Regions from separate parts of the Homo sapiens genome. Here region 2 is linked to region 1. Evidence: chromatin loops called from intact Hi-C (ENCODE). Cell type or tissue: dorsolateral prefrontal cortex. All regions are shown on one strand. Links, peaks and the distances in the headings refer to the core of each region. The heading gives the core; the rest is flanking DNA. Region 1 has its middle 64 kb from the start of LINC02016. Region 2 holds the start of LINC02034 (long intergenic non-protein coding RNA 2034).

The links. A loop is a pair of places that touch in the nucleus more often than their neighbours do. Peaks named below come from ENCODE experiments on the same cell type or tissue, not always from the same donor. Only the 100,000 strongest peaks of a DNase experiment are listed, where the experiment ranks them.
Region 2: it touches region 1 in a loop (4-fold over the local background); 17 of 110 quality-filtered maps call a loop at or near these places.

Annotation. Positions count from the first base shown.
Region 1 is chr3:127,447,136-127,462,375 of GRCh38, forward strand. No RefSeq gene overlaps it. Among named protein-coding and RNA genes, the nearest start is that of LINC02016, 64 kb to the left of the region's middle. RefSeq lists an enhancer at 5,413-5,933 and a silencer at 8,460-8,889. In dorsolateral prefrontal cortex, for the core only: CTCF peaks have their summits at 8,630 (motif pointing left) and 8,835; DNase peaks (open chromatin) are centred at 5,286, 8,596, 9,640 and 10,216; H3K4me3 peaks cover 2,318 bases; H3K27ac peaks cover 3,148 bases; H3K27me3 peaks cover 2,345 bases.
Region 2 is chr3:127,535,618-127,550,857 of GRCh38, forward strand. LINC02034 (long intergenic non-protein coding RNA 2034) reads left to right here and starts at 1,732. Exons shown (of 7, transcript XR_007096067.1): 1 at 1,732-1,819; 2 at 2,350-2,466; 3 at 2,735-2,892; 4 at 3,850-4,096; 5 at 4,668-4,824; 6 at 7,767-7,906. LINC01471 (long intergenic non-protein coding RNA 1471) reads right to left here and starts at 2,163. Exons shown (of 7, transcript NR_125397.1): 1 at 2,056-2,163. RefSeq lists a silencer at 12,307-12,626. In dorsolateral prefrontal cortex, for the core only: CTCF peaks have their summits at 8,814 (motif pointing left) and 12,356 (motif pointing left); DNase peaks (open chromatin) are centred at 8,804 and 12,324; H3K4me3 peaks cover 1,003 bases; H3K27ac peaks cover 2,198 bases.

The DNA.
Region 1 (15,240 bases), core at 4,564-12,563:
GCTGAGGCAGGAGGATCGCTTGAGGCCAGGAGCTAGAGACCAGCCTGGGCAACACAGTGAGGCCCCATCTCTAAAAATGGTTTTAAAAATATTCACCAGGCATGGTATTGCATGCCTGTAGTCCCAGCTACTAGGGAGGATGAGGCAAGAGGATCCCTTGAGCTTGGGAATTTGAGGATACAGGGAGCTATGATTGCACCACTGCACTCCAGCCTGGATGACAGAGTGAGACCCCATCTCTAAAAAACAAACAGCTGAAAGATGTCTGTGTCCTAATCCCTGGAACCTGAGAATATACCAACTTACGTGCGAACAAGATTTTGCAGATGTGATTAAGTCAGGGATTTTGAAATGAAGAGCTTATCCTGGGTTATCCAGGTGGCCTCAATGCAACCACAAGGGTCCTTATAAGAGGGAGGCAGGAAGATCAGAATCAGGGAGAAGAGATGTGATGACGGAAGCAGAGGCTGGAGTAATGAGATTTGAAGACGGAAAAGAGGCCACAAGCCAAGAAATGCAAGTGGCCTCTAGAAGCTGGAAAAGCTATGAAAACAGATTCTCCCCTAGAGTTACCACAAAGGAAGGCGACTTGGCCAACACCTTGATTCTAGTCCAGTGAGGCCCATTTCAGACTTCCGACCTGCAGAGCTATAAGGCAATAAGCTGGTGTTGTTTTAAGCGTGGAGTTTGTGGCAATTTGCTATAGCAGCCTAGGAAACTAACACATTCTGCATTAGGTCAGACGCATCTTCTCCCACCTGGCCTACCACACCAGCCTCTTGCCAGAGCTCTATTGCAAGTCATTTTGGTCCGCTGCTGTCAGAGGATCCTGCGAAAGCCCGATCCTATCAACCGTTTTCTTATAATCAAGCCTCCCCACCACCTTTCAGCTCTTCAGTATGCCATCTAAGATTTCATGACCTGGCTCTCCTGCCTTCCCCTCAGCCCATTGCTCGTCACTCCCCTAGCGTTAAGGAGGGCTCTTGCTATGGTAAAAAGCATAATCTCATCTCACACAGGCATAAATAAAAGGGAAGTGATCTATTGGCTACTGTGCCAGAAAGGCCTTGGGACTTCTGGCACAGCTGGATCCAGGAACAGTGCCAGGAATTCATCTTTTGCCACTTCTGAGCTACACCTCCCTCTACTGTTGGCCTCATTCTCAGGCAGGCTCTCTCCTCAAGGTGAAAATACAGCCCCCACTGCCCTGCGGCTTGAAGCTTTCATTCTACCAGCTAAGCCACCCCCATAGCTCCAGCAAAAGTCTCAGGCATAGCATGCATTAATTGTGATTGGCTCTGCTTGAGTCATGTGTCCATGCAGCCAGAGAGATGCAAGTCTCTCATTGGCTAGGGCTCAGTCATATGCCCATACGTGGACCCAGGGGGCGGAGCCAGACCTTCCCCAATCACATAGACTGTGGATGAGAGAGAGTGGGTTCCTAAAAGAAAATTAAGAAGAGAAATAGGTACTGAGGAGGCAGGAATGACAATGCCCCTTCCACACACCCGGAGTCTCAGCCCCATCCCACGCTAGTCTTTGCCCAAATGTACCACGCTCCCTCCTTACTCTCTGCCAATCTCTCTGCCTCAAATGTTCCTCTTCCTCTCCTTGCCTTCCCTGTACCTTCTCCAGGAAGCCTCTCTGACCCCCAGACCTTGCCTGCTGTCTCCTTTGAGCTGTCACAGTCCAGTGCTTCTCCCTGGCTCTCCAGGACACACTGACACCATGTGAATGGCTGACTCCCACTGGTCCGCCTCCTACCCCAGTGGCAAACATGGTGGTTACTGTTATGGAGTACTGACCATGTGCCAGGCACCACCCCAGTGCTTTGTGGGCTTTATCTCACCTAATCCATACAACACGCCTGAGAGATGGATACTATGCCTAATCTCTAGTTCAGAGGGAAAAAACTGAGGCACACCCAAGATATGGAAAGGCACCCAGGCTGCCTGGCTGCAGACCTGTGCTCTCAGCCTTGATGCTACAGCCCTTTCTGTAGACCTCAGCAAAGCAGGAAGGGAGTTTGTTCACCTCTGAGTCCCCAGTGTGATTCCATTACAGCATAATTAAGACCACAGTTTCCGGAGTCAAGCCAATCTAGGGTCCATCCTGGAGGCTGTGACTCTTTGAGACATTAAAGTAAGGTGTATAATATTCCCTTGGCTCAATTTCCTCATCTGCGGAACAGGATAACAATAGTACCTACCTCTTAAGTTTGAAGCAAAGATGAAAGAAAAGAATGCTTTAGCATTCAGCACAAAGCCTGGCACGTAGTCAGAGCTCACAAAGTGTTAGCTGTGATGAGGCTGAGGGATGATGCTACCAGCAATTTGCTCCTTGATATATTGGGGAAATGGAGGGCTCTTCTCCCTTCCCTCATGTAACACACAGCCAGAAAAATTGATGGTCAAGGGGACTCAAGCCCTCTCTAGTTCTGTTTAAAACCCTTGCCACATTCTCAGGGAGCTGAGTTTTTGATACCTGGCTCTTCTCAAAAGACTGTGCCCCCAAGAGCAGGAGAAACTGGTCCAGCACGGTGGTTGCCATGGAAACCATTGAATGTAAATTTCATGTTCTGCCTTGCCCAGCTAAGCTATCGATTCAGCAAGAGGGAGAGAAATTGGGAGCTGTTTCCTTCCCAAAGTAAAAGAGAAAGTGCAGACCCAAAGTGAAAACAGAAGGAAGTGTGGCCAGGGGATCGAAACCTAGTTGGAAAAAAGATGGAACAGGGGTAGGCTGAGGGAGCAGGGAGGGAGGGAAGGACTAGAGAATCACTTTCCACTCCCATTAACCTGCTGGCACAGGTAAGTAGCCAGCTCCTAACACAGGCTCTAGAGTGATCTCGGCCCTGGCCTCAGCACTGGCACCTACCAGCTGCGTGATCTGGGGCAAATGGCTGACCCTCTATGAGCCTGTTTCATTATGTATAGAAACATGGATAAAAATTGCAACCTGGCAAGCTTGTCCTGGGGACATCATCACCCACGCATCCCAAGGCCTCTCTGGCATGCTGTCTTCTTCCTTTTTAGCCTGAAATTCCCACCATTGTTGTCATACTGAAGTTGTCATCGACGACTTCAGTACTCAAGGGAAAGAATGTGGTCCCAAGGAGCTGCAGTGGAAAACTCGAGGTCACCCATGAAAGAGGATAAGAGGAAGATGGAGCAGATGGGACATGGGACAGGTCTGTTTTGATGGAGTCAGCTGGAGTGGAAGTGGACCATACAAGGGTTGGGATGGAGGAATGGACTCGCCAACCAAAACCAAGTCCAAGTCTGGGTCCATCTCTGGGGTGCCCCAGCAGCTGGGTGCTCCACGCGGTGGGTGCAAATGCTGTGTGCTACCAGTTGTCACAGGATGACCATGCAGGGCTGCTGAGCTGGAGTGAGCCAGGCTGCCCATTCCCTCTTCCTGGGACTGCTGACACTGGCTCCCCTGGGGTGACCCAGGCCTGCCCAGGCACCATGACATGCCGAGGGTGCCCTGTCACCGCAGTCCTGGCAGCTGCACCCACAGAAACACTAATTGGGAAGTGAGACAAGCGAAGTGCCTTTAATGAGCTACCTTGTTGTAACTCTAACTCGTTGGCGTTATTTACAGAGATTCTGCTAATGAGGTGCCTGTCAGAGGGGGAGCCCACTGTGGGAGTTGGGGGAGGATGGGCCAGTCAGCCTTGAGGGAAGAGGCAAGATTCAAAGGGAAGAGGGAAAGAAACTCACCCTTGCTGAGCACCTGCTGGGCCAGAGGCCCTTCATCCCCATGATCTCAGCACACCGGCCCAGAGGCCCAGGAGGTACGGATGAGGTGTAGGGTGCAAGAACCTAACCAAGGTCACATGGGGAGTCTGGTAGTCTAGCCCAGGCTAGTCAGACAGCACAGTCCCTCAGGCACCTGCCTCAGGCAGGCCACAGGAGCCACCAGGGCCACCAAAGGTGGTAGGGACAGCATGTGTGTGTGTGTGTGTGTGTGTGTGAGTGTGTGTGTGTGTGTGTGTGTGTGAGTGTGTGTGTGTGTGTAGGAAAGACCACCAACTGGGAAGGAGTCCACTTCACCTGGCCTGGACATATGGAATCTACTCAAGGGTGGCCCCATCAGCTCTTCCACGCCAGAGTTCACAACCTCTCTTTCTGGGTTGACTCCTGGCAGGCCAGGGTTCTCCCAGCCATTCCTCACCCACTCCTCCCTCACTGTCCAGGGACCCTGAGCTTTGAGCCCTGACCCTAGCCAAAAAAAAAAAAAAAAAAAAAAAAAAAAAAAAAAGGAGGCTTCTCTGGGTCATCTACACTTTTAGAGACCATCTATCTTAGATCCAGTGGAATGGATTTGGCTGCTGCTTAACTGGTCTAGCCTGGGTTGGGTGCACCTCTCAGCCTGGGGTGGTGGGCAGGGCTCAGTGGTGGGAGGCGGGGGGGCTCAGTCTGAGTTAAGGGTGGGGCAGGGGTGGGGCTCAGCCCGGGACAGGGCTCAACTTGGGATTAGAGGGGAGAATCAGTTTGTAGCATTATTGGTTTGTGGCCAAAATAAGGGAACTGACCATTGGTCTTACTTTTTTCACCCGCGAAATGGGATTAATTAACTTGCATTTCTAGAATGTTATGGGATCCTAAGAAACAGAGATTGTGAAAGTGCCTTGCAAACCATATGGCGCCCCTTCTGGGTCTTGCTGTGGTCACTATGAGCAGAGTGGCAGTCTGGGTGCTGATGCTGAAACCAAGCTTGCCACCCTAGTGGAGACACTTCCCTGGCTTATCCCGTCCAGCTCGGCTCTGAGCTCCCCTCTCCCCTTCTCCATTCTCATTGTCACATCCTCTCTCCTCTCCTACTACCTGTCAAGATTGGCATCTCTTTAATTATAATGTCTGTGTGTTTCTTTAGGAGCCATGTAATTCCCCCTGACGGCCACCTATTTAAAATGAAAGTCAAACACTCAGAACTTTGTTTAAGAGTTGAGTCTTGGGGAAAAAAAATGCATTAATTGCCAAATGTTGCTAATTTCACTCTGATTTGGTGCAAAAAGAATACACACACACACACACACACACACACACACACGAGTACTGATGAAACTGACATGAGTCCAAGGATAGCATCTGGATGTCAAAGCCCTAAGCTCATCCAAACCCCTCTGTCATTTCTCAGATGAAGAAACCAGGACCCAGAGAGGTTAAATGACTTGCTGAAGGTAGCCCAGGCATAGGCAATGGAACCAAGGCTCAGCTGATGCCCGCAGGCTCCATGTGGCCTTCAGGCAGCAGCTGGTTGACCAGGGAACAAAAGACAAAAGCCCTGCATTCCTTGCACATATCAGCATGTCAGGCCATCTGGGCCGCTGCCCGCCCTGCAGGGCTGCTGTGTTTGCAAGTGTTGCCTGCCAGGGGGCCTTGCCTGGGACAAGGGGCCTGGGGAGACCCTCTTCTGAGGCTGGGGATCTGTCCCTTGGTAATCAGAACATATAGGCACAGTCCTCCCTGAGCAACCATCTGTGGAGGCTCAGCTGTGAGGCACAGGCACCAAAGGCCTTTGCCGACAATCAAAACTTGTCCCAGGACGGAGCTGGGAAGAGGGCCTGAAGCAGGCAAGGCAGCTTGCAGAAGGCTCCAGCCCTGGCTGGATGTGCCCTCACAGCCTCTCGGTGGGGAAAGGCAACTTGGTGGAGCGCCACAGGGAAATGTTTGGGCACTACCCTGCAATGATCGAAGCACCACTTCTGAACTCGGCCAGTTCTCAGATCAGATCTCCGCTAGACCTCTTCCTTACTGAGCACCTTGAGGAGCTGTGGAACCTCTCTGCATTACTGATTCTGCATCTGGCCCACATGATCAATACTATGGATTACTCAGAGTTGGTTGAAGGGGCGTCTAATGAGTGAATATGTGCTGTGTACCAGCCCAGGGCACACACACTCTACACACTGCTCCCACCTCTTCCCCAAAAAGGAAGCAGAGGGTTAGGCCAGGAAGAGCAAAACAGGGGCCCAAGAGCCTTGTTTGGCCACAGTCTTGTTTGTGGGCTTGCATGTGCTGCTATAAAAATGTAATTTAAAGGCCTCTTGGACAAGACCTGAGCTCCCAGAGCATCCTGGTACCCACCAGTCCCTGGAGGCTCACAGCTGGCCACTTCATTCATGCCTATCTGTTACTCTGCAACTCCTAGAGAAACCCTCTGCATAGCTCTGAAAGATGAAAGTCTGTGCTCACCCCTAGCCCTCTCCAAACCCAGCCAAAACCCCACGTGCCTTCTTTGCCCCAGCTCTGATAATATAGTGTTTAAAATCCAGTCCATGTCCAGCTTTCCACTGAACTAGGAGCACCTAGACGTGAGGCGCCACATGCTACCCCTACATGAGAAGAGGTAGGCTCTTGGTAAATATATTTACTCATTCGACAAAGAGGTGTTGCAGCTAGGCTCTGAAGACACAGCTGTGAACAGTTTTGACAAGAGCCAAGTCTTCCCAGAGCTTAAGGACAATTAACACTTCAATAAACAAGATGGCTTAAGATGGAGAAGATAAAACAGGGTGATGTGCTGGGCCAGAGTCGGTGAATGAATGAATGGGCAAATAGCAAGAATGCAATTTTCAGTCCAACAACACAATAGGAAAATGTTATTGCCTCTAACAGGTAGGAAGATGAACCAGTGAAGAAGATACTAGTATTAGTCCCATGGTCCCAGTGAGGAATCAAAAGTATGGGGTCATACCTAGGGTCTAATCAGCCCTCTGAGTAGAAGGGCAGGGGATATACCAACTCCTCAGATAAAGAAAAATTATCTCAAAGCAGCCACCTTTTAAAAGTGTCTACTGCCAAGCTTCTGCCAGACACTTTACCCACAGGATCCTCTAGACAACTGTCTGATCATCTTTATAGGTAAGGCCATCAAGGCTCAGAGACTTGCTCAAGATCACCCAGCTGGAAAGTGGCAAGTCTGGCTGGCTCCAAGCACTGTGTGCTTTCTGGAATAGTGGGTGCCCCCAGCCACAGAGCCATACCACCCAACTTCTCAGCCTTCCAAAGAGAGCTGCCCTGAGGACCCAATCAGCCCACAGCCTGCAGCTGCTGTGCCTGCAAAACCTGCCAAGTAGCCAGGCTGAGGCCACACTCTGCTAGCCAAAAGCCCAGTGTGGCAGCAGTACCAGGGCCTGGGCATTCCTGCTCAGCTTGGGGCTCCTCTGTGGACAGTCTATCAGGGAGTCCCACTGGGCCGGAGAGATTTTCTCAGAGCTGTGCTGCAGGCTAACACTCTTCTTACCCAATCTGCCTGCCTTATTCTCTCTTCTTAGAAGGCTCAAACCCACAGTATGGTCTCAGGCAATCCCCACCCACTCCTGCTCCTTCTCCTCTGGATTTCTTGCAGGTGATTCCTGCCATAAATCCCTTGCACTTCTTGCTCCGTCATCTTGGCATCTGCTTTTCAGTGTTCCTAACTGGCACGACACATCATCCAAACCACAAGGAAGACTTCTCAGTTATGGAATCATGCAGTACATGGCATATGAGGGTGGCTCCTCTGTGCTTCTAAGGTTCCAGTGGTGGAGAAACCTCTGACAGCTAAAGCCTGGAGCCCTCTGACCATTTGCACAGCAGCCTGGCTCAGGGGAGCAGGTCCAGGCTGAGAGTCAGACAGGGCTTGGTGTCCCTGCAGCAGCTCCTTCGGCTCTCTGGGCCTCAGTCTTCCTCATCTATAAAATAGGCGTGCTGACACTTTCCCCGTAGTACTGTCTTAAGAACTGGATAAAGCACCTGCTTTGAAGGTCAGATAACCAGGAGTGTGGGATTTTAGATCCATGTCACTAGAGTCTAGATGATCAGAGTTGGAAAATGTCATAGAGCCCTACATTTTCATTATTTGTGTAGGGAACTGGGAACATGGAAGGGAAGATCTTAGGCAAGCAGGGACGGCAGGCCACAGCAGAGGCAGGCCAGGTCCCGTGGCCCAGCCCGGAGCCTCAGAATGCCTTCCATTCCCATTCAGCACCAGCTTTGCCCGCAACCACAGGGAGCCCAGGCCAGGATCCCAACCTCCCCCCTTTCCCCAGGCAACCCAGGGGGCATGGTGGGACCAGAGGGAGAACCCAGTAAGACCTGGCATTAACATGAAGACTATCTGTGGGCAGTCAGAGGCGCCCAGCCTGCAACAGAGGCCAAAGGGCAGGCGAAGGTGGAGGAGGCGGGGTGCTTTTTCTCCGCTGGTCCCATCACTGCTAATGTGGTCTCAGGGCCTCCTCTCTGGAAGAGCAAACTGACCTCCGGAGAAAACAGTTGGAACAGGAAAAACAGAGAGATGCCAGGGACCCAAGGGGCACTCAGAGACAGGGTCAGCCCTTATTGGAGTTAGAGAGGCAGACAGAAGACAGAGAGGCCCAGGGATGGAGAGGGGAAGTGCAAAACAGATGGCCGGGGAGGGATGCGGAGGAGAGGCGGAGGTGTGCGCTGGGGGAGAGGACTACCGACGGCGCTGGCGGTCGGGATGGGCTGGAGCGGGCTGCAGTCGGGGCTGCATCGCCGGGTCCCAGCATAGCGCAGGCTCGGCGCCGCACCCGCAGCCTTTGTCCTGAGCTGCAGAGGGTTCCCGCGGGCCGCCAGCGCCCCCTGCCGCCCCCAGAGCGCCGCGCCGCAGCCGAGCGGCCCCTAGCTGTGCAGAGGGGACCGAGCCCGAGAAGGGACCGAGCCCGAGAGGGGACCGCGAGGGCGGGAGGGAAGCTCCGCGAGCCGGCGCCAGCGCCACGGCCCAAACCCCAGCCTCTACAGGTGCTCACTGCGCGACTGCCTGTCCCAGGCGCTCGGGCTGGGCGCCCTCTCTAGGGCCTGGGAGCAGCGTGAGTCCCGGGGGCGGCCCGGCATGGGCCTCCCACCCCAGGAGACGCCCTTCTGGCCTGGCCCTCCCAGTCGCCTGGGCAGGACTCGGATGCCCGCGGGCTGCAAACCTCTCCCCCGTGAACCCAGCAGGGAGGCCGGGGAGGCACGCTGCTCCCCCTCTCAGCCTTGCCCAGTGTCCAGACCTTTCAAAAGAAGCCAGAAAATTCACGTTTGCTTGGGAATCCCACAATTCAATAGCTTTTCAAAACAGTGCGGGAAGAAAAGTGGGTTTGGCCCACCAGCAGCCGGCGGGCACCCTCCCAGCCTCTTCACGGACTCTCCTTCAGGTTTTGGGCGCCCGGCCCCACTAGAGTCATGTGGGCATTTCCTTCAGATCTTCCTCCACTTAAATACACTTATTGAAAAAGAAAACTCCTTTTCTCTTTCCCTATAGTAATTAGAAACTCAGCGTCCTGTGGTGTAAAAGCCAGGTAGCCTCGGAAGTGAAACAGGGCAATTAGAACAGACACAGGGCCTGTTCCGCCCCACCCTGCTGCATCTGGTGGACAAGCCCCCGGGGCTGCTGATGACCCATGCCCTCTGACCTCAGGGGAGGGGCGGGCCGACGACAGGCCTTTCTAGAAGGGCCCTACAAGCGGCTTCAGGGAGTCTGGGAACCAAAGCAGCCACCCTGTCCATGGCACTGTCCGCCCCTGGCACCACGGCCCCACCGGGAGTGGAAGCCGCCAGGTGAGGCAGGGGTGGTTCCCTTCCCCGGGGAACAATGTGCAGAAGGCATCGGTGCCTGCCAGAGAGGAAGTGGGGAGGTGGGGAGACAGAGCACAGAGAGTGACTCAGACCCGAGGGCGAACCAGAAGCTGCCCGGAGATTCCCACTGTATGGCTTCCTGCAGGATTCAGCTGTGGAGACTGAAGCCGGAGGGCCTGGGGGGAGCCGCAGGAAGCGGGTGGGCGGGGGCCGTCTGCCCCTGGACACTCAGGACAGCCTGGCTCACCACGGGGGAGGAGAAGCCAATGGAGACAGCGGGGACCAAGAGGGAGGGGGTGGATGGGGAGCCTGGGGAGGAGCGGAGGGACCCAGGTCCCCTGCCTTACAGGACGACCAGCACAGGTTCCAGGTCTCCAGCCAGCTACAGGGCTTCTTAACACACAGCACTCCCTGCTTCGAGCCTTCCGGGAGGCCCCCAATCCAGGATCAAGACCCAGCCCCGTCACGGCCTGGCTCACGAGGCCCCACTTCAACTGCCCCTGACCTCTCTGCGCCCCCTGCTCCCGCCAGCCCTGCCGGCCGCTGCCCTGGAGAAGGAGCTGCAGATGGATCCCCAGTGAGTAGGAGGCAGCCGTGTGAGTCAGGCAGCGGAGGGAACGGGCTGCATCGCGGAGAGGAGGTGCGAAGCAGCGCGCCGTTTCCGGGCTCTGGAAGCCGAGCTGCCGAGGCGTAAGCTGGGAGGTGGACATGACGGGGGAGTGGGGAAGGGCAGGCGGCGGGACGGCCACACAGCGGAATATTATGCAACTTATAAAAAATTTAATTACCTGCCTACCAATAGACTTAAAGGGATTTCTATAAGGTATTATTGGGTGAGAAAAGCAATTTGGAGATAAGAATGTAACATACGATCCCATTTTTATAAAACAATGGGCAAAAAAATCTGTGAGTTTGTGTGTATATATGTATATGTATATAGGCCTCTATAGGATTTTATTAACACAAAAGAAAATACAGGATACATGCTAGGTTGTTAACAGGGGTTTTCTTCACGGAAACCTATTGTGGGGGAAGGGGAACCAATAAAAAAAGGATCTGAGAAATAAAGACCGCCCTTAAAAGATGGATGACTGCAGCTAACCGTGTCCCCAACACCCACCCCTACCAAAGCTAGACATGGGGGAGTGGTCTCGACTATCCCCTTCTCCCCATCCCAGCATCTGCTCCTCTCAGGTGGCAGCCAGCCACTAGACACCCCCCAACACACACATGCACGTGCACACACACACACACACACAGACCCAGCCCAGTCTCCACATAGCCAACCATCTGAGGGTTCCAGTTGCCCTGAGAGTGAGATCCACTTCAACACAGACTCCAAGTTCCTTCCCCCAGCCCCACTCACCTCTGCAGGCTCAGTCCTCACTGCTCCCCCAAACCCCACCCTGCCAACTCCCTGCACTGCCAAATAGCCCAGGGTCCAGCCACTGTGCTCTGAACTCTGAGCCTCTGCACCTGTCAGAACAAGCTTGCATTGATATTGGCTATATTCCAGTCTCTGTTCTGAGCACTTGACATTTATTGAAAGCATTTAATCCTCACAACAACCCTATAAACGTGTATAATATTCTGCATTGTATAGTATTTTTGTAGATGGGAAAACGAAAACACAGAAAGGTAAGTCATTTGCCTAAGGTTGCACAGCTGGTTAGTTAATAGGGAAAATGGCCCCAGAGCCTGCACTCTTGACCACTGTGCTAAACCCTCACTTGTGCCTTTAGACATACTGTTCCCTCTGTCTGGAACTCTTTAGTTTCTCTCTTCACTTGGCTAAATCCTAATCCCCACTAGATATCAATTGAGATATCACCTCCTCCGGGAAGCCTTCTCTGACCCCCCGTATCTGGGCTGGATGTTCTGATGTTGCCTCCACAGTGCAGTCATTCCTTGATCACAAAGTTTCTGCCATACTGTGGTGGTTGGACGTCCACACTAGGCTGTGCTCCTTGAAGGCACAGGCTTTATTTCACTCTTTGGAAGAAGGGTCCCAAGTCCCTGGGACAATGACGCCCTGTGTTAGGAGCTCAACCTACATCTACTGAATAAAAGGTGGATATCAGTACATCAGATAGGCTAGGAACCATCTCTCCGAGTACAGAGGATGGGCGAGGAGAGGGAAGTCGGTCGGGCCTCTTTCAGGACCACGGAGAGCTCCTTGGCTGCCAGCCACCGCTAGAGCAGGGGTCTCCAGGTTTGTTTCTTTGTTCTCTGAGACTCTGATTCTGGCCTGGACAAGACTCCCCAGACTTTGAATGTTAGCCGGCTTGACTGAGCGGCAACAGGGCAGGGGGGAGCAGGAGCCTCAGGACTGGCTAATCCGCTGCCTGGGCGGAGCAGCACCCCCAGGGCCCCACAGTCAGTCACACCCCATCTCCTATATACTTTTTAACCAACATAAAGTTTTAAAAAGTAGTAGAGAGCCTGTTGGAACCAGCACCAAATCTATGTGTTTTCTCGAATTATTGAACTAGAAAGAAATGAAAACATCAAAATACTCTCTTTGTACCAGGCTCGAATTGAGCGGCTGCCTCATTCAGTCCATGTCTCGGCCTGACTACAATGATGAAGCGATGGAAGGCAGAGTGGATTGAAAGGGAGCGAGGCTCAGCGGGGAACCTCAGATTGCCATTCGCAGACCACAGGGAGCCCAGAATGGGTCCCTGCTCGGGAGGAGAGAAGGGAAACAAGATTGACAGGTGAAGAGATGGGGGAGGGCAAGAGGGGGCCAGGGCTGGAGCAGGCAGGGACACAAAGAGGTACTCTCCTCCTCCATTCAGTTCTGCCCAGAACACAGGCAGGACCCTGCCTGGTGCCAGACTGGACCCCCAGAGATGGGTCCCTACCCACTGCATCTGGCCAAATGGGGAGAGCCTGCAGAGGGGCAGAGAAGTCAGAGCCATCAGCGCCCCCACAGAAAAAGGTGCAGGCCTCTGAGGAAGCACAGGAGTGCAGCAGGCAGAAAGAACAACGTATGCAGGCAGGAGGTGTGTGCATGATGGCAGGGTTTCGAGGACAGCCCAGTAAGAAACAAAGCCAGAAAAAATGCTGAGGTCCCTGAATGTCACCGACAGCAGTGTGGGAAGACCTTGCCTTGGGGGAGAACCTGATCTTAGATGGACTAAAAGGCCTTTGTCCCTCTTTGTTCAGAAATGCACCTTGGGGACCAAATCCTGTGGCTAGAGTTACACGTCTGTGCAACAGGCTGCCACAAGTCTGAACAGCCATCACCAGATGTTGCTCACACCCATTTAGGGAGTGGGCTGTGGCTAAAAGGGCAAAGAGAAACCAGGTTTCTGGAGTTCACTCCACAGCCAGGCTCTGCAGCCCTGACCCTGTGGAACTGACGGCAGCCCCCTCCTCCATGCCTGGTGATATGTGATGTGGGGTGCCCCAGCTGGTCTCAGTGGGAACCTGCAGAAGATGCTTCAAGGAGGAGAGGGAGTGTGAGAAAGGCTGATGAGTCAAATCTCAAGGCAATGGAGGGAGATGCCTGGTTCTTTTTGGTTTTGGCACAGCATTGGTTGGGCATTTTTTCTGTGTGCATGTTACACACGTTCACAGCCTGAATTCTCTCTATAGCCATCACGGTTGGACACAGCTATTCAACCAAGAGCTCAGAGAGGCAAAGCAACTTGCCCATGGCCACCCAGTGACAGAGATGGGGCTCTGACTTGGGTGGCCAGCTCTGGCACATGGGAACAGATTACATCTGTGTGTTCTCCACCCAAATTCCCACCTCCCCTTTGTTTCTCTCCTTTTCCTCCAGCTCCTGGCCTTTGACCTTCACCAATACTGTCCAGCTTGGCACTTGAGTGGGTTGCCACCATTGTGAATTGGGCCTTGCCTGCATTCTCAGTAGGCTGGGTTCCAGACATTTGAGGTCTCAGCCATAGACTCTGCTGGGAACGTGGAGGCCGGGGAGATTCTGTCCCACCTGGTCCCTCTGAATGAGCCAGGCACCCCTTGGAGGAAGTGACAGGCCAGCCCCAGGCATGCACTCCACTGGTATGTTTAGCCCCAAATCCTCCTCTTGCCCCATTTACCACCTTTCTCTGGGTGCCACCCTTGGGCCATCCTCATCCCTGACTGATGACTATTCAAGACCACTTTCTCTGCCTCTAGTGGAGCGTGTCAGAACCCAGCCTGTGACCCCACCCCATCATCTTAGAAGCAAACTCTTTCTAGCACCTGTACCAGGTGCTGGAGCAAGCCCTGAGTTTAGTTCATGTAATCCTGACAACCACCCCATAGGTCAGATGGGGAAACCAAGGCAGGAAGCAGGCACATACCCTGTGAGTGGCTGGACCCAGGCACTAACCCCCAGCCCCACACTCCTAGCACCCTGCTGTCTCTTGGTGACATGTGAGTATGTCAATCTGAACATGCTTGAAATGAATATTTGTCAATAATTTTACCAGACACTTGCAAGTTCATTCATGCTCACTAACTTTATTCAACAAACATTTGCTGGCACCTGCTCTGTGCTAGGCCCTGTGCTGGGGACTATGGGTGCAGTGATGGCTCAAACATAGCCCCTGCCCTCACGACCCACAGTCAAGATAGAAGCAAATGAGGAAGTAGACACCTGCCACACTAAGAGGTCAGCACCGTAGCAGGTTATGGGAGCCGGGAGGAAACAGTCATTCCACCTGGGGCTCCCCTCTTGTGCACGAAGCCTGTTCTCGGGCAGGTGGGAGGGAAGGTGCGAGGCACGGCCCTGTGCAGGAGGACTGAGTGCTCTGGGGCTGGCCTCCGCTGCTGCGGCACGGCAGGCTCACACAATGAAAGCTAATTCTTTGGTTGTAATGACTGGAAGAATTGCTGGCTTTTGACTTCTAGCATAATTACTGTGAGACCTCCGTAGAGTAATTCACCAGATAATTACATGGTAGCAGGTGGGGGGTGGGATTCTTCTCTGGAAGGTAAAGAGGTAGCATTTAATTTCAAGGGGGATGCCTAATCTTATAATTACTCAGTAAAGTCCTATATTCTTGCCAACCTGATTCCCTGGGGCCAGCCTGGCCTACAGAATCAAATCAAGCAGGGGCCATTCCCCAGAATGGAAATTCAGAGTGGGGGCCTCAGGGATGATGGGGCTTCCCCAGAGTGTCTTCACAGGTGAATTATCCTTGGGGCCTTGAATACAGCAGGAGGAAGAGGCAGGGCAAGATGCAGAGCCTTATTTTCTGTGCTAGAGGTGGAACTGATCAGAGGGAGAAAACTCATCCCCAGGCAAGACTGTAGCTCAAAGTGTGGCAGTCCAGGCTGGCCGCCCACCTCAGGGCCACTTAACCTCTCTGCAATGCAGCTCTCTCCTCAGTCAAAGGGGGCTAAGCCTTACTGCCTGTTATCTATTATCACCAATAGTGCCGCCTAACAAACTACCGCAAAACACAGAGGATTTGCAAACCAGCTAGCAATGTACTCCTCATGCTTCTTGGGTCCGCTGGCAGCTCAGCCTGAGCTGCGTCTCATTCACATGGCAGGTGGTGTTGGGGCCACGTGTCTCTCATCCTCCTGCAGGCTAGCCCAGGCTGGCTCCCATGGCATCTGGGAAGTCCCAAGAGCAAGCATCGAAGTGGACAAGGCCTCTTGAGGCCCAGTCTGGAAACAAGCACAGTGTCACTTGGCCACATTCTACTGCCCAAAGCAG
Region 2 (15,240 bases), core at 4,546-12,545, 88 kb after region 1:
CCCAGCTGCATCAGGACCCCCCCTCGCTCTGGTCACAGCCACCTTCCTCCCTTTGGTCAAACATGATGCTGACCATACCACTGGGTACAAGCGACCCCCTGAAGCCTCTGAGGGCAAGCTCCTGCTCTCTGTGCTCACGCTGCCCACACAGGCCAGTGCTGAGGGGTGCTGAGGATGCACGGTGGAGGAAGGAATGGGAGAAGAGTTTGGATCTGCTCTGAACACGCGGGGAGAAGACCTGCTCCTCTCTCTCACCACAGCCCACCATGCCCCAGCACACAGCTGTGTCTGCTGTACATCTCACACCTGCCCCTCCTGTCTTCCCCACACTCAGCCACCAGTCGGAAAGCTGTGACCCCTGCTTCCCAGCTTCCCCTCTAGACACCCCTGCACCCCCAGGACTCACGGCACGTCCCTGCTTAGATGCTGTCCATGGTTCCCCCACCGCGTTTAAAGGCTACACCTGCCCAGGCGCGAGGCTCACTGTTGGCCCTGGCTAGCTGCTCCCCCACCACCCCGCACTGGGCCTCCTTGCCCTTTTTGTCCTTGGAACCTTGGCACAGGCTTGGGATGCTCCCCAGCTCTACACAGCCACCCTGCTCCATGTCCCTTGGAACCTAGGCAGGGCCTCCTGCTGTAAGCCTCATGTGTTTCTCTTCTCTTTAAAGGCCGCAGTGTACCCACACACCCAGTGGGCGTTTGCTAAAGGCAGGCACACAAGAGCAAAGAAAGGGAAGGAGAAAGGAACAGCATGCCCTATCCTGGGAGGTGAGGCAGTGGGCAAGGCCCCAGGCTCTGGGCTGAAGGCGGCCTCTGCAATCCTAGGTGACACCAAGGTCCAGGTGGGGTGGGGGTGAGCGGCATACCTGATGGGCACAAGGGTGTGGACAGGGCTGGAAGCAACTGTCCCAGTGTGTCCTGCTTTCCCTCCCTGGGGGGTCCCTTGGGCATCTCAGCCTGGTGAGGCACTTTCCTCCCTCCAAGTGCTGGCACGTGACCAAGAGAGGGTGGCATCAGGAAGCACCTGTGCCTGTGTCTGTGTGAATCAGATCTGCCTGTCGCCGTGAGCTTTGTGTCTGCCTGGATTGGTGCGGGGGTGTGTGTGTTTGTGTACCGGCGTGTGATTGTTTTGGTTTGCTGTGATGAGTGTGGGTGTATTTCTGTGGGGGCCATGAGTGCTCTGTGGGGGTGTCTGCTGTGGGGGTGGGTCTGGGTCCCCACATGCCCGCGGAGCTGTGTGTAGGTGTCTGTGTGCTCCTCGAGCCTTCATGCTTCAGCTTCCCCCACCACAGCCCCGCCAGACCCTGCCCAGTTCCCCACTCTTTGCTCCCCCCAGTTCCCATCACCTAGCAACAACAGAATCAAAGCAGTGGCCTCTGCAGACAAAGAAGGTGTCTCTAGGAGGGAAGAGCTGGGAGGTGGGAAGTGGGGGAGGGGCCCCAGACCAGGCTCAGAGCATATCCTTGCTCCTGGCCTCCACCGCAGAAGGTGGCTCACCCCTCTGCATGGAACAGTCTCTCTCCATTCCCTCTACCCTGGCCTTCCTCCTCCTTGCAGGCCCCAGAAGCTGGAGGGGGCTGGTCGGGGTTGGGCTCACAGACACAGTGGTGGAGCTCACAGAAGTGCCCCCACCCACCAGGAGCCCAGGGTGGGCCTCAGCCAGCCGGGGGTAATGAGGCATGGGATGGACTCTGCGGGCACCAGGCCTGACCCTGAGTGCACCCAGGCGAGGGCGGGGGACACTCAGATCTGCCCCTCTCTGCAGGAACCTGGTTTCCCCACCCTGGAGGCCAGCGCCAAAGGACGTTCACGTGCAGCTGTGGGTAATGGGTGGGCCATCCTGAGGGTTGGGAATGGAACAGGCCCAGGTGCCTCCTCTGGCCCTCAATGCCCTGCAACCTGGCCTCTCCTGGGACTCCAGTCTCCCCCGCACACCCCTGCCCTGTCCCCACACTCCAGCCGTGCTGGCCAATGGGCCAGACTCTCTTTCTTGGGGTCTTTGCACCGCCCTCCCCTGCCCAGCACACCCTTCCTCCAGGTTGCCACGGGGCTCACGCCATCGTTCCTGTGGTCATGCGGTTGCCACCACTTGGGCAAAGCTGGTCCTGGCCACTGTATGGCGGCTCCCCTCCCCACCCACTCTGTCCCCCACCTCTGCATTATCTCGCCTGAGGCACTTAGCTCACTCTAAGATGGTCCTAGTTACTCCCTGATTGTCTATCCTCTGACTCACCCGTGATCTAATAATAAGCTCCATGATCTAATAATAGCCAGATTCATTTAGCACTTACTATGTGCCAGGCACCGTTCTAAGCCCTTGATGTCTTCTAACTCATTTTACCCTTGCAGCAACCACACAATATAAGAGCTACTGTCTCCAATTAACACTTGGGGACACTGAGGCAAAGAGCCTGGCTGAATATTGTGCCCGTGAAGACAGAGGGACAGCCTATTTTGTTTGCTGCTGTATCCTTAGCACCCAGCACAGGGAAGGGGTCCTGGTACATTTCTAGAAAAAATGGAGGGGAGCAGAGTCCCCCTGAGCACCTGGGGTTTGATGCCTCCCTGCCCAGAGCCCTTGCTATAGCATATGCTGGTGAGGGCCGAGGCTCTAGCTCACACTCCAGACCGGGGTAGGGATCCAATCTGGCTTTGAAGACATCATGCAGAGCCTCTGCTCTGGAGATGGGAACCTGCAGACAAATGCCTCCTTATCTCAATCCTCTGAAAACAGTTTGACCAGGGAGACAGCGTTCACTCATGAATTTAAGAAAAAAAAAATCCCTGATCCCTACTTTTTGCCAACTTCAATGCTGATTTCTAGTGGTACCAAGAAAAATGCAACTGAGCCTCCATCCTCAAGGGGCTCACAGTCTTGTGTGGAGATAAAAAGTGAGTGGTCATTCAGATTGCGGTGAAATCTCCCAACGACTGTCTTCTATTCACAGTTATCAATGTCCTGGAGCGGAGCTGCTGGGGAGGAAGTATGGGGAGTGGCAGGAGATGAGATTGGACAGGGAGGGACATCTCTGAGTTCCCAGCCAGAGAACTAGAGGGCAAACAGAGGCCATTCATGGTCCCATGCCACAGGAGTGACACATTCGCCTTTGTGCTTTCTAGCTGACTCCTGTGCAGGTGCAGGTGCAGGTGCAGGTGCACACACACACACACATGCCGTGTTAGTGGGGCTAGGTGCCACCTTACGAGGCCCCCAATGGAAAAAGGTTTAGGGCAGGGAGTCAGGGGTTTATACAACCATTGGAAGGGCTGGAACATCAAAAGTTGGGACTTGGAGTTTACTGCCAGCTTTCAGGGAAGTAGGATGTTACTGTTGCCTCCCAGGTCGGGAAACTGCTGAAAATTGCTGAAGATGTTCAAGGCTTTCTGTTGTTATTGCACTCAATAAATATTTATAGAATGAATGAGTGAGTGTTCACAGACTCTCATATATATTTATATCACATGGAACTAGTTTTTCCCCCAATAATTATTTATTAGAAAGGTGAATAAAATTATAAATAACAAAAACAATACCTTCACCATTAACTTAAAAAAATTCTAAATACAATTCTTTGGACTCTCTTGATCATTATTCTTATGAATACATAGGGATGCAATCAAAATAAAGAATATAATTTTGCATCCTAACCTTATTTGCTTAATTTTTAAATTTTGAAATAACCACAGATGTATAGGAAGTTGCAACGATAATATAAAGAAGTCCTTTGATGTCTTCATCCAGTCTCCCCCAGTGGTAACATCTTATGTAGCTATTCAATACTGAAGCCAGGACATTGACATTGATACAATGCACATGTTGAATTCTATGTCATTTTATCATGTGTGTAGATGCAGGCCTGCTGCAGATCCAAGTCCTGTGACCGGGGTCCTGCCCAAGGGTCCTGCTTCCCTAGGCATCCCAGAAGTTCAGCCTGCATCTCGACCAGAGCCTGAGAGTAGACACCTGCCGGTTTATCTGTCCCTTCATGTAGCAGGTGACAGAGGTGCCAGGGGCATGGCAGGGGTACTCTGACACAGCACTGCCCCACGGAGCCCATGTCCCAGGGCAGAAGACCCACGATGCACAGCCAGCCAGGTGAGAGAAGAAATGTCAGATACAGAACACAATGAAGAAGAAAGCCAGCTATGAAGGTGGCCCCGTCGCAGGCTAGGGTTGGGAAGAGACCCTGAGTTGGAGGTGAACATGCAGGACGTTACTTAGGGAGGGCTCTTGCGTTGATACTGTGGACAGAAAGGGCAAGAGAAGGCAGGGCTGGCGGGGAGCTGTGATGAGCTACAACAGAAGCCCCAGCAACGCAGGCAGAGATTCTGAAGATCGATGGCCCTTCAGAGGGCCCCGGGGAGCTGCACCGGTTGCTCATAGGGAGGGGAGCGACCTCAGTTGAGGCAGCTCTCTGCAGCTGGGTGTGCTGACTCCCGGCGGATGGGGCGGTGGAGCGGGGGGGGGGTCCGAGCACCCCCACAGATGCTGTCCAATTAGGAAGGCTTCTGTGATGCCTCATCTTGTACATCAACTTGGCCTGGCCACACTGCCCAGTTTCTGGTCAAACTCTGGTCTAGACATTTCCACAAATGTATTTTTTTAGATAGAAAAAATATTTAAGCCAATGGACCTTGAATAAAGCAGATTACCCTCCATCATGTAGGTGGCCTCATCCGATCAGTCAAAGGCCTCAATAGAACCAAGACTGACCTCTGCCAAAGAGAGAATTCTTTCAGCAGACGGCCTTCGGACTTGAGCTATGACGGCAACTCTTCCCCGGGCCCACCTGACGGACTGGGTTTCTCAGCCTCCACAGTCGTGTGAGCCAATTCCGTAAGATAAATCTCTCTCTCTTCTCTCTCAATCTCTCTCTCAATCTCTCTCTCTCTCCAGGAAAGAACTCCAGGGTAGCTGGGAGCTTGGTATGTTCCAGGACAGCAGGGAGGCCAGAGCCGCTGTCAGTGTGAGAGGGTCGGAGTACAGTGGGGCCCTCCCTGCATGTGGGGCCTCATAAGGTGGCATAGATGCACGCTTGTTCTGTGTGGACAGGGTTTGGGTGGGGGTGATGCTTCCTCTGTTCCCTGGGTAGAGACTTGATGTCTGGTGGCCTGGGGAAGGCAAGGAGGCCATGTGGAGGCTGCTGCTGTGGTCCGGGTGAGAGGTGACGCCACTGTAGGGCAGCTGGTGGCATGCATAATTCAAAATAGGCATATTGACCAGATGCAGTGGCTCATGCCTGTGATCCCAGCACTTTGGGAGGCCAAGGCAGGAGGATTGCTTGAGCCCAGGAGTTTGAGACCAGTCTGGGCAACATGGGGAGACCCTGTCTCTACAAAACATTAAAAAAAAATTAGCCAGAATAGTGGTGTGCACCTGTGGTCCCAGCTACTTGGGAGGCTGAGGTGGGAGGATCACTTAGGCCCAGGAGTTGGAGGCTGCAGAGTCGTGCTCACACCACTGCATTCCAGCCTGGGCGACAGAGTGAGACCCCACCTCAAAAAACAAAAAACAGGGGTATTTTGCAGGCAGCATCTAAAGGCCCAGCTGCTGGCTTGGCTGTGGCCTTTGAGAAAATGAGCACAGTCAAGATGGAAGTACAGATGTGGGCAGGCCCTGTTCCAGCCTCCAGATGTTTCCATCCTAGCACTGGTAAGGATGAACTCATTTGTTGAAGGGGGAAGTCATGTGCTCCAGGAGGGCAAGGGAATGGGGCATTGTTGAATCCTGCCTTATCCCTGAGCCCCCACAACTAGAGAAATACGAGTAACACCAGTGGAAAGGCTGCCTTCCTTCCATACCTGTGGCCACTAGGTGCTCTCAGCCCTGCTGCAGGCTAAGGGCGTGGCCACCCCCTGCCCAGGTAGCCTACAAGGAGGTTTGTGCCAAGCCCAGAGCCAGAGCAAGAGCTGGCTCTGCCTGGAGGAGCTCATGCGAGTTGAGGAGATAAGGCACAAAATAATTAGTGAGCAGAGTGTATAATTAAGCGCTAAATTGTGTGTTTCAGACTCACTGAGCTGTGGGAGTGTGAGGTGGGGGAGTCACACCAGGCTGGAGTGGCTGGGTGAGGCAGCTTCTGCAGGTTGGGGGCACGACTAAGGGGGGCAGCCCAGAGAAGGGACAAGGTTCCAGGTGGGGGCAAGGCAATGGGGCGAGGGGTGGCAGGAGCACAGTGAGGTGCAGAGAAAGGGAAGAGAGCGGCCATCAGTGTGATGGGGTCTGCAGGTTGGGGCCCCAAGACTGCATTGGGTAAGCAGTGGATCCCAGCACCTTGTGATACGCTGGGCCTCATGTACCACATCTGTGAAATGGGGATGCTGGATGTATTCCATGGGCAAGTCTGTGTACAGGTCCAGCCCAGGGTCTGGTACATGGGGACACCCAAGCAGACAGACAGGCAGGCACATAGACAGAGGGGACAGGCAGACAGACGGGAGGAGCCAGGTGGTCAGACAGATGTTCAGACATAGATGGGCCAGACAGACAAGCAAGAGAAGTTCAAATAGACAGCTGGATTCCTGTGTCCCAGCACCTGGCCCTTCCACAGCCCTGACCAGAGCAGGTCCTACCCACCCTCATCCTGCTCTGAGAGGCGGAAAGCCTGGGGCTACCAGGTGGCCCCGAGACTGAGGGCTCTGCGTGGTAGGGTGTCCTTGTTGCAGCATTCAGGAGCTGGGATTCTGGGAGAGCTGGGCTGACTTCAGGCTTTGGGGGCCAGGGCCCAAAAGTTCAAAAGGGCCCAAGAAGATGGAAGGCAGGGATGAGCATGGGTGGCCCTGGGCTGGAAGGAAACCAGGAGGCAGAACCATGAGGGACACATGCAACCTGGCCAGGCTGGGCCCCGGGCGGTCAGGCCAGACACAGGAGAAGGGCAGCATGTCACTAGCATGGCAAAGGATCCCAGCGGCACAGGAGGCTTCCCCTTGGCAGTGCTGTGTTTGCTGCCTGGCTTAATGTGCCGCCGCCTGTTAAACAAATATTGTGACAGGCCCACTCCATACACTCAGGGACGGCGGCGGCACTGGCTGTCACCAAGGGTGGCCAGTAACGCGGGCACTCTGCACCACGCAACCTCTCCTTCCAACTCAGAGCAAGCCTGCTGCCTAAACAAACACAGGGCTTGGCCACCACCAAACACACCCAGAGGAGACACAGGAGTGGGGCCCAGCCTGACTCCAGCACTCCTGCCCCACACATGCAGGCAGGAGGAGGCAGCCCCACAGGCCCCTCTGCCCCACCTGGCACGGACACATCCAGCCAGCAAACACTGAGCATCTGTCACGTGTGGAGCACTGTCCTGGAAACAGGGAAAAGGGCGGAGCTCCCACCTAACAGAGGAGGCTGGCCACGGACAGAAGGAAATACAGCATGCCTGGCGACAATACAGAGCCAGGAGAAAAGCCACAGGTAGAGCATGACAGGTGTTAAAGCAAACTAAAAATGGCCTGAGAAGGACTTCATACTTCTATATGTTAGTCCTTGTGGATGAACTGTAACCTAACTTAATAGGTAGACAAAATTGGAAAAACTGTGTTCAAATAAGGCAAACGCCAACCTATAACCAATCCAGCTGTTTCTGTACCTGAATGCCGATTTCTTTACGTCATTTTCCTATTTTCGTCTATAAATCTTCTTCCGCCATGTATCTGCGCTGGAGTCTCTGTGACTCTTCTGTGATTCTGCGGGCTGCCCGATTCCTGAATCGTTCATTGCTCAATTAAACTTCTTTAAATTTAATTCAACTAAAGTTTTTCTTTTATCACAGGGCAGTCAGGGAAAGCCTCCTGGAGACTTGGGCAAGAGACCCAAAGGAAGTGAAGGGGCGGGCAAGATGGGAGAAGAGCATCTGGAACAGCATGTGCAGAGACCCAGGGCCAGGGCTGTCACTGGCATGTTCCGGGGCTGGTAAGGAGCTGGGTGTGGTGGAAGCGGACTGTGCACCAGGAGAGGGGACCATGAGGCAGAGAGGTCCCCGGCACTCCGTGCAGGCCTCTAGGCCATTGTTGGACTGTTTCCTCTGAGCAGGTCATGGAGTGCGTGGAACAGAGGAGGGAGGGACGGGACCTGACTTTGGGTTTAGGAGGGGGGTCCCTCTGGCTGCTATGGGGCAGGAGCAGAAGCAGCAAGGCCAGCAAGGAGGCTGCGGCAACAGCTCAGGAGTGGTGGGGCGGGTGGCCCACACCACGGTGGGAACAGAGCCGGAGCGGGAGGTCAGATTCTGGGTGTATTTTGGAGGTGGAGGTGGCAGGGTTTCCTCACAGGCCGGATGTGAGGCGTGAGGGAAAGAGAAGAGACGGGGCAGAATGTGCTCATTCACTCATTTGTTCATTCATCCTACATTCACTTTGTCTTTTTGACTAGGTGGGCAGGGAGTGTGGCAGCATTGATGAGAGTAGCTTTGTGGTAACACTCCTCTTAAACATCAAATACGCAGCCTCAGCCACACAACCAAGGAGGAAGCCGCTCTTCCAAGAGTCTCCCATCCTTCTGTCCCTCCTCCTCCAGCCTGAACCCCTGCCCAGAGCACAGGGACAGCAGGGCTCCAGAGCTTCTGACCTGCCTGGGGTGGGGGCAGGCCAGGGAAGGGTTGTGGACCATGGCCACCTGTGAACCCAGTCCTGGAGGGATGCTGGGCAAAGATGAGGCACAGGGCGAAGGTCGGAGGCAGCGGCATGCTGGCCCTTGTGCAGCGGGGCAAGGTCTGGGGCACCGAGCGGCCTCACGCACCTGGCTGGAGGCTCAACTGTCCTGAGGCCGGGCAGCCACTGCAGGATTGTAAGCGGGAGCAATTTTGTTTAAGACATCGCCCTCTGGTGGCCATGTGCAAGGTGGCCTGGAGAGACAGCCCTGGGAGGGCTGTGGCCCCAGCTAAGGCAGGAGGAGGGCTCAATCAGCCATCTGTCACCTCACCACAAAGAGGACAGAAGGCCCTGTGCCCCCTCCCACCCAGACCCTCACACTGCCACTGTGTGCTGAGCCTGTCCCTGCCCCACTGTTCCCTCAGCCCTGGTCCCAACCTCACTGTGACCTTGGGCAATTTCCAACCCTCACAGCCTCCATGGAAGAGCAGGGCCCCAGGGTCTCTCAGCCAGAAGATCTACCAGTCCTAAATCCACACTTCTTTTTGCAGAGCCCAGCAAAACTGGGCAAGACAGGCCTGCACCCCTCAGGAGGGCTGTGTCTACCGTGGTAGTACAGCTGAGCGGCCTGATTTCAGCATTTTTAAACAAAGCCTCCAGATGGACTTTGTCTGCCTGCTGGGGAGGGCTGGGCAGCTGCTGCACTCAGGGACTTTCCTCTAATTGGATCCCCTGGAAAGGAGAACAGCCCCAATCCCAGCCAGCCCATCCATCCATCCATTCATTCATTCCTTGAGAACCCATCATGTGAATCAGGGCCCTGAGCTGGGGTCTGGGTGAGCAGGAAGAGGAAGGGCTGCACAGATGGCGCACACACTTGGGCGGGGAGACCCACGGTCCTAGGCAGGCAGGGATCCGAAGCATCATGAGGAAGGCAGAGATCCAAAGCATCATGCAGGAGGCAGAGTTAAGCAGGGTGGAGCGACCGAGCAAGTGCTTCTCCGAGGAGGTAACATTTAAGCTGAGGCCTGAATGGAAAAATGGAGCCAGCCACACCACAGTCTGGGGAGGTGCTCCCAGAGGAGGGGACTGCAAGTGCAAAGGCCAAGAGACCAGTAGGAATGGGGGCTGTTTAAGGACCAGCACCGGAGAAGGGGGAGGTCAGGATTTCAGCGGGTGCCTCTCAGGCAGGGCCTGTGTCTGTGGCAGGAATAATCTATATTTTACACCATGTGCGCTCGGAGGAGGCTGCTTCAAGCCTGCTGGAGCCGCTCCCTCTGCTGTGGTGGGGACTAATGATACCACTCGTCTGTGCACAGCCGCTTTATTATTACTTATTGGCCCACATGATCCTCCACCAGGAGGAACTGTTAGGCTTATTTAATGGATCAGGAAACTGAGGTTCCGAACAAGAAGCAGAGCTGGATTTGAGCAGAAACAGCCATTCCAGCTGAATTCAGCCCTTAGAACTAGTTTGTTTTACCTGTATAGCTTTGAAAATTTGAATCCGTTGCCAACTCTACAACATTGGGAGCCTTCACGTCGAAGATGTTTTGGCTTTCGGCATCTCTTCAACAGTCTGTGGCACTGGCTATGGCAGTGTGAGCCCTGGCTCTGCACGGGGTTGTCTGCAGATGCCCCTTCAAACCAGAGGTCACAGCCCCCACTCTCCGAATCCCATGCCCCTCTGGTGTCCTGCCCTGCTCCCCCAGCACCTGAGTTTGCCACCTGGGCCACCTCTGCTTGAGGTGGGCTTGAGCCCACCTGCTGTGGTGAGCCCGTCTTGCTTAGCTGACAAGGGACACATACACTAGAGAGTCTCTGAGGGAACAAACAATCCTCCCGCACCACTCCCCACCCCGATTCCACGACTGTCTCCTCAGTTTCCTGCCACCAGACCTGAGACTCCCAACTGCAACTTTCAAGATGTGAATGAATTCAGAGACCCTAAGAGCCAGAGACCATGGATGGGGCTATCCTCCAAGGGGAAACTGAGGCCAGTGGGGTTCGGGGCCGGCCAGCTAGTCACTCCTGGGGCTTCTGGAGACATGCTGTGAAGAAGCACATTCTTCCCTTCACCTTGGGGCTCGGAGCCCCAGCTCTGCCTCCATTTAGCTGTGACACTTGGGCAGCAGGCCTCAGTTTCCCCAACTGTTCACTGACAGAATCACTGTGAAGTTCATGGGGGCTTCTCGGCTCACGTACCCATTGTCTCAGGAGAGGAGCAGCTTGTCTCTCTGGGTTCAAACTCAGCCTCCACTTTTAGCTATGTAACCTTGGGCAGGTAGCTTAATCTCTCTGAAGCTTGGCTTCTTCATCCAAAAAAGGAGACGCATTATTGGGATTATTATGAGATTCCAGGAGATGATTCAAGAAAAGCCCTTAGCACAGAGCAAGTGCTCAGCAAATGTGAGCAAGAGCAGGGAGTTGTGAGCTGACCCGTGTCCCCTCCCCAAGGGCTTAGGCCAAGGTCACGACCAACAGGCCAGCGTCCCAGAGAAGGCCAGGCTCTAGGCCTCCTCATCCAGAGTCCACTTGGCCGAGTGGTATAGTCCCAGACTGAGGTCACCCTCCACTCCCATGTCACTGAGTCCCTGCCATGTGCCAGGCAGCCCTGTCAGTGCTGGAGGGAGGTCCCGTGGAGACAGAGACTGGGAGGGTGCTGCCCTGAAGTTCTAGGGGGAAAAAGGAAGGAATAAATAGGGGAGTGGAACAGAAACATCCAGGGAGGAATTGGGACTACTTGGTCCATCGGGGGGAGAGAGAATTTTGGGCCATCAGGAGAGGTTGAGGGGCATTGCCAGGGAAGGGCTTTCCAGGCAAGGGAGCCACACGTGCTGGGGCAGGAGGCAGGCACAACCCTGAGGCCTTGTGGATAGCAGGAAGGCTGTTGTGCCCGCTGCAAGAGGAGAGGAGGGGAGAGGGGAGCCGCGGTGTCAGCTGGGCGGCAGGGCATTCATGGGGATTCTATTTTAAGGTGACAGGAGCCCTGGAGGGTTTGAAGCCAGCTCGGTGGTGGGCTTTCCATTCCACACCAAGGCCAGCGGCAGGCTCAGCTCAAACCCTGAGAGTCTGGCTCCAAACAGCTCCAGGCAAGAAAATGAAGCTCGGAGGGGAACTCAGGAGGGAAGGATTGGGGTTGGGAAGGTGGTGCGACTGGGGAGGGAGGGGCACAGGCTGTGGTCAATGGGTGCGGTCTGAGGCTGGGGGTGCGAGCTGGGGTCTGGAGGTGAGACACGGACTGGGTGCTGGAGAGGGGACATAAGCTGGGGTACTCAGGAGGGGTCAAGGGAGGAGGGACGGAGCTGGGGCAAGGACTGGGTCCGGGGGAGGGGTAGGGGAGTAAGCCAGGCGGTGTTGGCGCAGCTCAGAGCAGACGCACAGCCCGGGGCTGGGCAGCAGGGCAGGCGCTGCCCAGCCCCTCCGAAAGGCGCAACTGAGAGGGGCCTGCGGCAGTCCGGAGGCGCCCCCTCCTCTTCCCCTCCTCCTCCTTTCCCTCCCCTCCTCTTCCTTCCCCTCCCCTCCTACTCCAACCCCTCCTCTCCCCTCCTCTCGCTGCCTTCCCCTTTCTTTTACTCTCCCCTCACCTCCCCTCTCCTCCCCTCTTTCTCCTTCCTCTCCCCTCCCCTTGCTGTCCTCCCGTCCCTTTCCCTACCCTCCCCTCCCCTCCCCTCCGCCCCCCTCCCCTTCCGGAGCCCGGCCCCGCGCGCCGCCATGCCTGGTGCCGCACCGCCCCCTGGTGCCCACGTCAAGCATGGCGCGGAGCGACTGCACTGTGCCCGGGCTGCACTGGGGGCGAGAGGCCAGGGAGCCCCTACGGCCTCCAGAGGCCGGGCGTTGGGGGGGCCGCAGAACGTCGGGGACTCCCTTGGGACCCACGCTCAGCTCCGCCCTGCCCGCACTCGGCTGGGTCCTTGGGGCCCCTCCCCTCTCTGGATCTCGCTTCACAGCCAAGATCACCAGCTGGGAGTGGCCAAGGTCACCAGCTGGGAGTGGCCGACCCAGCGCCAGGCGCCGTCCCGCAGCGCTGTCCCCGTCCCCGCAGGCCAGCAGGCTGCACGACTGTCTGAGCCTCAGTGTCCTCATCTGTAACACGGGCATCATCATATCCCCAGCTTCAATCTTCACGTCTCAAACCATTGAAATCTCAGCAGTAAGAATCCAAGTATCCAAGTGCCAAATTCTCCATCAATGTCTACATAGTTTTGGTTTAAGTCTGTCTTTTCATGCATTTCCTTTTAGCACTGGAATGAAGTTCAAGCAACAGGCCGGTCACGGTGGCTCATGCCTGTATTTCCACCACTTTGGGAAGCCAAGAAGGGCGGATCACTTGAGCCCAGAAGTTCGAGACCAGCCTGGGTAACACAGGGAAACCCCATCTCTACAAAAAATTTTTAAAAATTAGCCTGACTTGGTGGCGCACACCTGTAGTTCCAGCTACTGAGGAGGCTGAGGCGGGAGGATCGGGAGGATCGCTTGAGCACAGGAGGTCGAGGCTGCAGTGAGCCGTGATCACACCACTGCGCTCCAGCCGGGGCAGCAGAGCAAGACCCTGTTTAAAAAAAAAAAAAAAAAAAAAAAAAAAACCAGACACACAAGCGACAGTGAACCTCAGAGGCTGGCATATAAAAAGGGTGGTTTTTGAGAAGCAAGACCCTCCAGAAGTCAAGCTTTAGCCCTATCAAAAGATGTCCAAGAAACTTTTTTTTTTTTTTTGAGATGGAGTCTTGCTCTGTACCCAGGCTGGAGTGCAGTGGCACGATCTCAGCTCACTGCAACCTCCACCTCCCAGGTTCAAGCAATTCCCCTGCCTCAGCCTCCCAAGTAGCTGGAACTACAGGCATATGCCACCATGCCCAGCTAACCACACCTGGCTAATTTTTTGTATTTTAGTAGAGACGGGATTTCACCATGTTGACCAAGATGGTCTCGAGCTCCTGACCTCGTGATCCACCCACCTCGGCCTCCCAAAGTGCTAGGATTACAGGAGTGAGACAGCGTGCCCGACCAGAAACTATCTTTAAGCTAAAAATGCACTTAAAGAAAAAGGAAAAGTCAAAAGACAAATGAGAAACTGGGGAAAATGTTTGAAACTCATTACAAAAGTCTAGCACAGGGTCAGCAGGCTGTTTGTGTAAAGGGCTGTGTAGTGAGTACTTTCAGCTTTGCAGACCATGAGGGTATCTGTGGCAACTGTTCAGCTCTGCTGTGGTGGCAGAAGGCAACCACAGACAGTGAGTGCAGCTCTGTTCCAGTAGAATTTTATTTACAAAAAAATTTAAAAGGCAGTGGGCCCAATTTATCCCACAGGCAACAGTTTGCCAATCCCTGGTCTAACCTAATACATTAAAAGCTTCTAGAAATCTAGAAAAGACAACCCCCCCGAAAATTGGCAGAAAACTTGAATAGACAGTTTACAGAAAACTCAAAAGGCCCCTAAATGTATGACAAATGTCCAACTCCACACATGATAACAGAAATGGAAATTAATGACATCAAGTTACCATTTCTCACCTATCAGAACAGCAAAGAATTCTAGTGCTGCCGACAGCGTGTGTGTGTGTGTGTGTGTGTGTGTGTGTGTGTAACAGGTCCTTCCACATTGCCATGAGAGTCAAGGGAACACCCTCTGGAGGGGAAGCTGTCCATAGAAAGGGCTGTCATATTTACCATGTGACCCTGCAACCCTACCTCTGAGCATGGGTCTTGCAAACATCCTGGGCACCACGAAATGATGCGTCCTCACAGTTCCACCACGGGAGGCACTGCTGCCGTTTGTAATCATGAAAATATTGGAAACAACCCATCTAGGAGCTGGTTAGACAAACTCTGCTTTGGGCACACAGTGGAATACCGCACAGTTGTTGAAGACAGTGAGGAGGCTCCGTGGGCTGATAGGAAAATTCCACATGCTGTTGGGAAACAGGTCCTTCCACATTGCTGTGAGACTCACCACTACCGCTAGATCCCAGGGCCCAGAACAGTCCTGGCACATAATGGATGTCCAATAAATACATGAATGAATGAATGAATGAATGAATGAATGAATGAAGAATCTGCACACTCTAACACTTAGGGACGAGCCAAGAGAGGCTGCATTCCCTGGGCCATGCTAGTAGATGTTAGCAGAAAAACAAACATGCAGAACCACGCACACAGTATAAGGCTTTTGTGTAGGAATGGGGTGGAGAAATAAGAATGTCTATTTGTATATGTTTGTGTAAAGAAACATTAAAAGGATCCATAAGAAATCAGTACAAGTGGTCACCTGTCTGGGGCATGGGGTGGTCAGGAACAGGAAGGAGAGAAAGAATTCTCAATATACATCACTGTAACTTTTTAAGCCCCGTGAGAATATATTTCCTATTCAGAAATTTAAAATTTTTTAAATCAATGTACATGGCTCTGACAAGGAGTGAGGAAAGAAGCCAAATACAGAAGGATATATATAGAATGCTACAGTTTGTGTGGGAAAGGCATTTCCTTACGTGTGGAATATCTCTGGAAGGATTACAATCCCCCACTCAAGTGCTGGCAGTGATGGCCTCCAGGGGGAACGTGGGGCCAGGGGTTGGAGAGAGACTCACCTTTGACTGCTGATCCTTTTGGATGGTTGGTTGGTTTTTGTTTTTGTTTTTTACCATATGCGTGCTTTGAGAT